Linked DNA regions of Homo sapiens: region 2 is linked to region 1. Evidence: read pairs that join two places in POLR2A ChIA-PET (ENCODE). Cell type or tissue: Panc1. All regions are shown on one strand. Each heading gives the region's core, and the rest is flanking DNA. Links, peaks and the distances in the headings are about the cores only. Region 1 overlaps HMGB3 (high mobility group box 3). Region 2 overlaps CD99L2 (CD99 molecule like 2).

Region 1 (4,396 bases), core at 213-4,212:
TGGACCGTCACAGGCTTGCGGATGATCAGCCCATCTTTGATCAGCTTCCAGATCTGCTGATGGGAATTGGCATTGGCGATTTCATTGGTCTTATTGGGGTCCAACCACACCTTCTTCTTGCCACAGCGAAGGACACTAGAGGCGAGCCTCTTCTGAAGCCTGAGCATACTCATGGCTGTAGTCGCAGCAGCGAAAGGAAAGAGCTCCCTTTTTTATCATTATTATAACCATCCTAGTGGGTGTTAAGTAGTATCCTATTATAGTCTTGATTTAAATTTCTTGATGACTAATGATGCTGAGGATTTTTCATGTGTTTATTGGCCATTTATACATCTTCTTTGGAGAAATGTCTGTTAAGATCTTTTGCTCATTTTTTAAATTGGGTTGTCTTTTTATTGCTGAGTTGTAATAGTCCTTTATATATTTTGAATACTAGATCCCTATAGGATATACGTTGTGCAAATATTTTCCCCCATTCTGTAGGTTGTCTTTTCACTTTCCTGGTGGTACTGTTTGAAGCACAAATGTTTTGTTTGTTTTAATTTTAATGAAGTTCAACTTATCTATTGTTTTCTTTAGTTGCACATGCTTTTGGTGTCCTAAGAAACTATTGCCAAATCCAAGGTCATGAAATTCACACTTATGTTTCCTACTAAGAATTTTATAGTTGTAGCTCTTACATTTGGGTCTTTCATCTATTTTGAATTGATTTTTGAATGTGCTGTGAGGGAAGGGTCAAAATTCATTCCTTTGCACATGGATATCCAGTTGTCCCAACATCATTTGTTGAAAATTATTTCCCCCATTGAATGTTATTTTTATCCCCATTGAAAAATCAGTTGGCCACAAATGTCTGGGTTCATTTCTGGACTCACAATTGTATTGGCCTATATGTCTGTCCTTATGCTGGTACTACACCGTCTTGATTATTGTAGCTTTAAGTTTTTGGGTTTTTTGTTTGTTTTTGTTTTTTTGAGACGGAGTCTCAGTCACTCTGTTGCCCAGGTTAGAGTGCAGTGGCCACAGTCTTGGCTCACTGCAACCTCCGCCTCCTGGGTTCAAGCGATTCTCCTGCCTCAACCTCCGGCCAGAGTAGCTGAAACTACAGGCATGCACCACCATGCCTGGAATTTTTTTTTTTTTTTTGTATTTTTAGTAGAGATGGGGTTTCATCATGTTGGCCAGGCTGGTCTTGAACACTTGACCTTAAGTGACCCACCTGCCTCGGCCTCCCAAAGTGCTGGGATTACGGGCATGAGCCACTGCACCTGGCTTTGTTGTAAGTTTTCAAATCAGGCCAGGTGCAGTGGCTTACAGGTGTGCTGTAATCCCTACACTTTGGGAGGTCGAGGCAGGAGGATCGAGTCCAGGAGTTTGTGACCAGCCTGGGCAACACAGTGAGACCCTGCCTCTAAAAGAAATTAAATTAGCCAGGTGCGGTGGTGCTACTTGTAGTCCCAGTTACCTGGGAGGATGAGGTGGAAGGATGCCTTGAGCCTGGGAGGTTGAAGCTGCAATGAGCTGTGATTGTGCCACTGCACAATAGCCTGGACAACAGAGCAAGACTCTGTCTCAAAAAAAAAAAAAAAGTTTTAATAAAGTAGTTTTGAAATCAAGAAATGTGAATCCTCCAACTGTTTTCAAGATTGATCTGGGTATCTCCTGCATCTCTTGAATTTCTATATGACATTTAGAATCAGCCTGATTTCTACTAGAGGAAGCCAGCTGGGATTCTAATAGAGATTGCGTTCTAGATCAATTTCAGGAGTATTGCCATCTTAACAATATTAAACCTTCCCATTCATGAACGTGGAATGTCTATTTCCTTAGGTCTTTAATGTTTTGTACTTTTCCCCATGTAAGTTTTGCACTTATATTGTTCATTCCTAAATATTTTATTCTTTTTGATGTTATTGTAGATATTTAAGAGAATGTTTTCTTAGTTTCAGATTGTTCATGGCTGGTATATAGAAATACTAGTTTTTGTATGTTAATCTTGTATACTGCAGATGATCAATTCATTTTTCTAGCAGTTTTATTTGGAGATTCCTTACGGTTATCTGTATACAAGGTCATATCATCTACAAATAGACATAGCTTTGTCTTCTCAATTTCAGTCTGGATGTTTTCTTTTTCTTTTGCCTAATTGCCCTGGCTAGAACTTCTAGTACAATCATGAATAAACCCATGGGTTTTCCTAAACGTCCTATATCAGGTTGAGGAAGTTCCCTTCTACCCTTGTTTTTATCATGAAAGTGTTTGTCAAGGTTTTTGTGTCTATTGAGATGATCATGTGTGTCTTTTTCCTTTTATTGATATGGTATCCCAGCTTCTTTTGAAAGCTGAAATCGTAGGATGCCCAACATATAAAACAGGGTGGGAGGCTGCTCTGGTTGAAGCAGTAAGGGAAGCTTGGGGCCGCCAAGCTGGCTCAATGGCCTTTCCTTACCAGGTAGCCTTGGGCTCCACAGAAAACTGAGCTGGGAGCCAAGAACAGCAAGCGGTCCCTGTGGCTCTCCTCCAGAACTCCTTGTTGGGCATGGCTGAGTCAGCCAACTAAGCCCAGACCCTTGGCCTCGAGGAGCCCTGTGGGCAGGGCTGGCTGATTACAAGTACCCAACCACTTTATCAAATAGTAGCTCGTTAGCATCCTGCAAATTGCCTATTTATCCTGGTCCAGGGCTTCAGAGCCAACTCCCCCTTATGCCTCGGGCCAGGAGGTTGATCTTGGGGCTTTGGAGTCCTTAACACTTAAGTCATTTTGATGGTATCATTCCACTAAATGTTAGTAGTTCAGATCTATGGTTACCACAAAGTTTGCACTTCTAAAACCTTGATGATAATCAACCAAAAGTACAGAGGTTCAGTATCTCAGACAGATCGCAGACAGCCCACTGATTACTTTTTGGGAAGAGTGATTAAGAAACTTTATTACAGAAAATGAATGCATCCAACGTCCCCAAATACATTTGTGACAAGAACAGACACACACAGGAGACACAGACAATAGTCACTACATCACAGCCTTGTTCTTTCCGAAGGATAAAATGTCATTCAAGAATGGGGTGAGGTGGTTAGAGGGAGTAGGTACTATCCTTTTAAATGGGGGAAAAAAAAAAAAAAAGCAACAGGTTGGCATCTTAAGAACACAGACAGTGGGCCCAGAAATCAAGCTAAGCCTAAGCCTTAGGTAACATCATGCCACTTACATCATCTCAGAGAAACTAGGGCATTATTCCACTAGAAGAGCAATCTTGCCACAGTGTGAAAACGTTGAGTAGTGATCTTGCTGCCCCAGCTAATGGACCAAGTGGCCTCAACTTGACAGCCTCTTTAAAACTCAATGTTTGCCTAATCAAAGATCATCTGGCTAAACTGCTCCCCCACTTCTGCTTAGCTACTTTGGAAGCACAAAAGTTACCCCTTTCCATCCTTGGCCCTTCCCTGGTTGGTACATCTAGTTATGAGATAGACGCGCACCACTTAACAAATCACTCCCTTTTGACCGCAGGTTGTTTCTCTTCCATATTTGACGAGGCTGGCAACAGCTCCCGAATCTTGGCCTAGCACATCACGAATTGGGAAGCTAAAGCTTTAGCTTAGAATGCCAAGTGACAAGGACATGGCTGAAGCAGGAGGGGAAATTCTGGAACAAGTGCCTCTGGGCAAACCTCACAACCGAGTTTTTTAAATTAGTGGTCATTTTCTAGAACTAGAGGAACACATTCAGGACAAACAGTTCTGATGGGAGAGCGAATGGCTATGAACACATAAGAGATCAGGCTGTGACCGTGACCATAACTCGTACTCATCCAGGACCCGACAGGGCGGAGAGGACACCGCCTCCAGACATGCAAGTTTCTCAACAGTGAATTTTAAGAAAAAGCTGCTTTCTCTTAAAATTAATAGCACAAAAACACTCCTGCGTGTTTCATAGCCTCAAACATACACACCCAAATATTAATGCTGGGCAATAGCAACACTCACCCACAACACAGTACTGTATCCTTCATTGCTACGGACAGTAATGATGTATATACACATCAGCCTTCAAAATGGTATTTAGTGTCACCACTTGCTACTGTGGCCATCTCCCCTCACCCCAACCTGGATAAAATGTTACACTACCCACTAATATAACCACTGACACACAAACCAAGCTCCTTCCAGTTTAACATTGAACATCAATCTACATTTCCAGTGAATGAGCTAAACTTATGAGCAGGCCATTCAACTTTTCATGATACATTTAGTGCTCAGAAATGGTTGATTCCATTAGCCTGCCCTATAGCTCAGGTGGCCCAAGATGGAGCCTATCATCTTCCTTGGGGTGTTTGGTGTTTCCAAGTAGGAGCAAAAAAAGGATACCGTCCCCTACCCCACCACCCCATCCCAC
Region 2 (4,396 bases), core at 202-4,201, 140 kb after region 1:
GGGAGGCAGAGGTTGCGGTGAGCTGAGATCGTGCCACTGCACTTCTGTCTGGGTGACAGAGCGAGACTTCATCTCAAAAAACAAAAAAAAAAGAAAGAAAAAAAAGTACTCCTGGTTAGAGAGTTTCTTCAGTCCTGGATTGGCTGTGATACAAGAAACACCTCACTTCTTAGGCAGCATCTGTACAATGTTGTTGCACCTGGGGCTCAACCCATCAGTGGCCTGTGCAAGTAGTTGAGTTGCAACTAGCATATTGAATGAGATAAAATGGAATAGGAAATATTAGTCCTTCACACAAATAAGATCATCCTTTGTTGCAACATTTGTTTCTATGGAGTATCACTTTGTTGTACTGTGTTTCTATCACTTTGTTGCAACATTTATCTCTGTGAGAATCACTTTGTTGCAACATGGGTAGCCCTCTGGTGTAATATTTGTTTCTATGTGCACGTCCGCTGGTGCCTACATGTTCTAGGTAGGGATGGGAAATTTGGGATCCCTGTCAGGGGCATGTGTTCTGTGAAACTGGGGGATAAACGTGGTCTACTAAGTTGCTGGGCTCTGAGTGGTGAGCATGGCCACTGCTGAGCTGGCCTTAATGGTGAGGTGCCTGCTGCCAAGCCTGGCTTGGTTCATGTCTTAAGGGACACATGTGGGCTGGAATGTGGCTTAGAAAGTAGGCAAGCTAGATTCCACTTTAGGACATACAGGAGACTTTCTTTGGGCTCCTCCTGCTTCCCTCTCCAACCTGATCAGGCATGTTCAACAATCTAGACTTGCAGGATATTTGTCATTTCTAGTTTTTTGTTTTGTTTTGTTGTTTTAATTGGCTTGTTGTGTCCTCAGAACATCTCTATTCTTGGCATACCTTCCCCACTGGGCTTGTAAACAGGCACAAATACAGAGTGGAAAAGGGGAAAGGTCAGCTGAATAGCTGTAATTTTATTTTGCGTAGTATTAAATGCTTATTTAATTTATATTATATAGAACTGGCTTAGGGATTTAGTTGGCCAGATCAAGCAGATGTGGGCCTAGTAATGTTCCTTGAAGTTGTCATACATCCTATCTCCCATTTTCTACAGATGCAGGAATCAGTGGGTTCTTACTCACTTGGAAGATTTGTGGTGTGGAATGAGCCAGACTGATTGCCTGCTTCCATGACAAGCTGGCTTCAGAAGGTTATGGAGCAGGATGTACTGATATACAAGGGCTAGCTCATTCTGTGTTTTGTTTTGTATAGTTTCAATTTGAGACAGAGTCTACCTCTGTCTCCCAGGCTGGAGCGCAGTGGTGCGGTCATGGCTCACTGCAGCCTCAACCTCCTGGGCTCAAGCAATCCTCCCACCTCAGCCTGCTGAGTAGCTGGGACTACAGGTGTATGCCACCACACTTGGCTAATTTTAAAAAACTTTTTGTAGAGATGGAGTCTCACCCTGTCACCCTGGCTGGCTCAAGTAATCCTCCTGCCTCAGCCTCCCAAGTAGCTGGGACTACAGGCATGTACTACCATACCCAGCTAATTTTTAATTTTTTAAAAATTTTATAGGGACAGGGTCTCACTATGTTGCTCAGGCTGGTCTCAAACTCCTGGGCTCAAGCAATCATCCTGCCTTGGCCTCCCAATGTGCTGAGATTACAGTCATGAGCCACCGTGCCTGGCCTCATTCTGTTTTTGACGCTGCTCACCAGATTGCTTAGTCAGTGTTTACAAAGCACCACAGAAGTGCCAACGGCTGTTGGGGCTTCATCGCCTAACTGTGTACACAGGTGTTGAATTTGAGTGTGATTGTTGATAGAGGCCACAGTCTGCCATTAGGTATATTTGGGAAGGGAATTTGAGCAAGCTGTTTCCCGGCAGTATGACGCACATGGACAAGTTCATGGAGAAAAGTTGCACAAGTCAAAGGGAGGAAGTGGTTGAAGTGGAGGTTGTGGTGGGGAGACAGGATCTCCTGGTGCGGGTAGCCAGTGACCCTTAGCACGGGATCCACATGTCTAAAGGAGCATACGACAGCAGGGGACAAACTTATTCTTTGTAGTGCCAGGGTAATCTACTGGCCAGTTTTGGGGTCAACACAAAAAACTTTCCAAAAACGTGACTCTTCCAACGAATGAATGTACTTCCAAAGCACATGCCTGGGTCCCCAGCCCAGTGAATTCTGAGGGGGAGGAGGTTTCTGAGGTTGGTCAGCTCATCCTCCCTGGCTGAGAACCTCTATTATACACTGGAGATTACTTTGCTGCATTTTAGGGATGGTCAATTAGATGATATTTCAGATTCTGTCCAAAGTTAACATGCCTTGAGATAATTGGCTTTGTCTTTCTGAATTTTGATTTTTAAAAAGCATCACTTGCTGTTTTTTTTTTTTTTTTTAAATTGTGGAAAAAGAACCCACATAATACTTACCATCTTAGATGATTTCTAAGTGTATTGTTAGTGGTGTTAAGGGTGTTCACATTGTTGTACAACCAATCTCCATAACTTTTTTATCTTGCAAAACTGAACCTCTAATCATTAAGCAATTTCCCATCTCCCACTCTCCCCAGCCCCTGGCAGTCATCATTCTACCATCTATCTCTGTGAATTTGACTACTCTAGGGACCTCATAAAATGGGAATATAGTATTTGCCTTCTTGTGATTGACTTATTACACTTAGCATAATGTTTTCAAGGTTCACCCATATTGTTAACCACTTGCCGTTATTTTATTTCTTCTTTTCTGCATTTTCTAAGATTTTCACAGTGGACACACATTATTTGAAAACAAATAATATAATTTATGTAATACTGTGAGAGGTATAGTACAAGGGGGGGGGGGCCTGCAGGCCATAGTTAGGCATATGGAGCTTATATTCAGTGTAGTGAGGAGGCCTTTGGGAGTTTTGAGCAGGGAAGTGATGTGCCTTGAAGTTTGTTTAAAAAGGAAAAAGGAGGACTCCCTGCCTGCTGTGTGGAGAATGGATTGGATGGAGCATAGACCTGGAAGGAGCAGGAGGATGGTGCTTGTGGCTGTCCAGGGGAAAGATGATCGCTGCCTGGCTTGGTAGTGGCAGTGGAAAAGTGGTGGGCTTTGTGCATGTGCTGGGGGTGGAATTGACAGTTCTTGGTGACAGGGTGGCTATGGAGAATGAAGGAGAAGATGTCGGGACAGTGTACAGCTTTCTGGCTTGGACAATGCAGTGGGTGGCTGTGCCATTCAGTGAAACAAACAGGGAACTCAGGAAAAGGGTCTAGGTTGGAGAGCCAGGGCTTGGCATTTAGTTTTGTGGATTCTGAGTGGGAGCTGGCTGTGAGATACTGAGGAGTGATTTGAGAGGGAGCAAGCAGATACAGCAAGGATAGATAGTCATTTTATGAGTTTGGTTATGAAGGGGTGGGAGAGAAAGCAGTATCAAGATGGGGATGTACAGTCAAAAGAGGGTTTTCTAGTTAAAATGGGAGAGATTTGAGCATGTTTAAAAATAGATGGAATGATACTTCCCAAATTGAACTACAGATTCAACACAATCCCTATCAGAATCCCAGCTGTCTTTTTGCAGAAATTGACAAGCTGATCCTAAAATTCATACAGAAATCCAAGGGACCCAAAATAGCCAAACAAGCTTGAAAAACAGGCACAAAGTTGGTAGACTCACACTTCCCCATTTCAAAACTTACTACAACACAACAGTAGTTAAGACTGGGTATTACTAGCACAAGGATAGCTGGACCAGGATTACTAGCACAAGGGAAGACAGAGTCCAATTCAGGACATGCTTCCTTGGAGGTGCTATGGAAATCTCCCCTGGGTAGCAGGACCTGCAGGATTGGAATTGAGGACAAAGGTCTGGGTTGGGGATACAGGGTAGGAGGTGCCTCGTGCTCAGCGCCTTTCTCCCTCTGCATTGGCCTGGCCAGATGGCAAGGCTGAAAATCTTGATGATTTCTGAGGTCCTGTTCCACTCTGCCTGGCTCTGATTTGGAAATGTTCATACATGCAACACCAACTAGACATAGATTCTTACCTGACTTAAGAAAGTACACAGGATCCATTGGTGTTTATGCTGCCTTCAGGGGAAGGAAATACCATGTGCATTTGTTATTAGTCAACAGACTGATTTGGGGTGGCCTTGTCCAAATCACTTACATTCTTGTGCCTCAGTTTCCCAAACTTATGTCGTATCAGTAGAATCTAAAGGCTTATCAAGCACTGGGTGAGTTTAGATTAGAGTGTGGCTTTTTTCTCTCTTCATCCATTAAGCTTTTGAACATTTTAATGATTCTCTTATAAGCCATTTACTCATGCATATTTATTGAAGGCCTTCTACTTACTAGTGGATTCTACTTAATACCAAATTTAATAATAATATTAGCTAACATTTGAGGGATTCCTATGTCACATATTGTGCTAAATGC

The links. Peaks named below come from ENCODE experiments on the same cell type or tissue, not always from the same donor. Only the 100,000 strongest peaks of a DNase experiment are listed, where the experiment ranks them.
Region 2: POLR2A ChIA-PET joins it to region 1 with 8 read pairs; 3 of 35 experiments call an interaction of 5 or more read pairs at or near these places.

Annotation. Positions count from the first base shown.
Region 1 is chrX:150,989,278-150,993,673 of GRCh38, reverse strand. It overlaps HMGB3 (high mobility group box 3), which reads right to left. Exons shown (of 5, transcript NM_005342.4): 5 at 2,903-4,396. It also overlaps the pseudogene RPL19P21. Among named protein-coding and RNA genes, the nearest start is that of HMGB3, 8.1 kb to the right of the region's middle. In Panc1, for the core only: no CTCF peak of the experiment used is centred there; no DNase peak of the experiment used is centred there.
Region 2 is chrX:150,846,535-150,850,930 of GRCh38, reverse strand. All of the region lies in intron 1 of CD99L2 (CD99 molecule like 2), which reads left to right. Among named protein-coding and RNA genes, the nearest start is that of CD99L2, 50 kb to the left of the region's middle. In Panc1, for the core only: no CTCF peak of the experiment used is centred there; a DNase peak (open chromatin) is centred at 1,790; H3K27ac peaks cover 3,696 bases.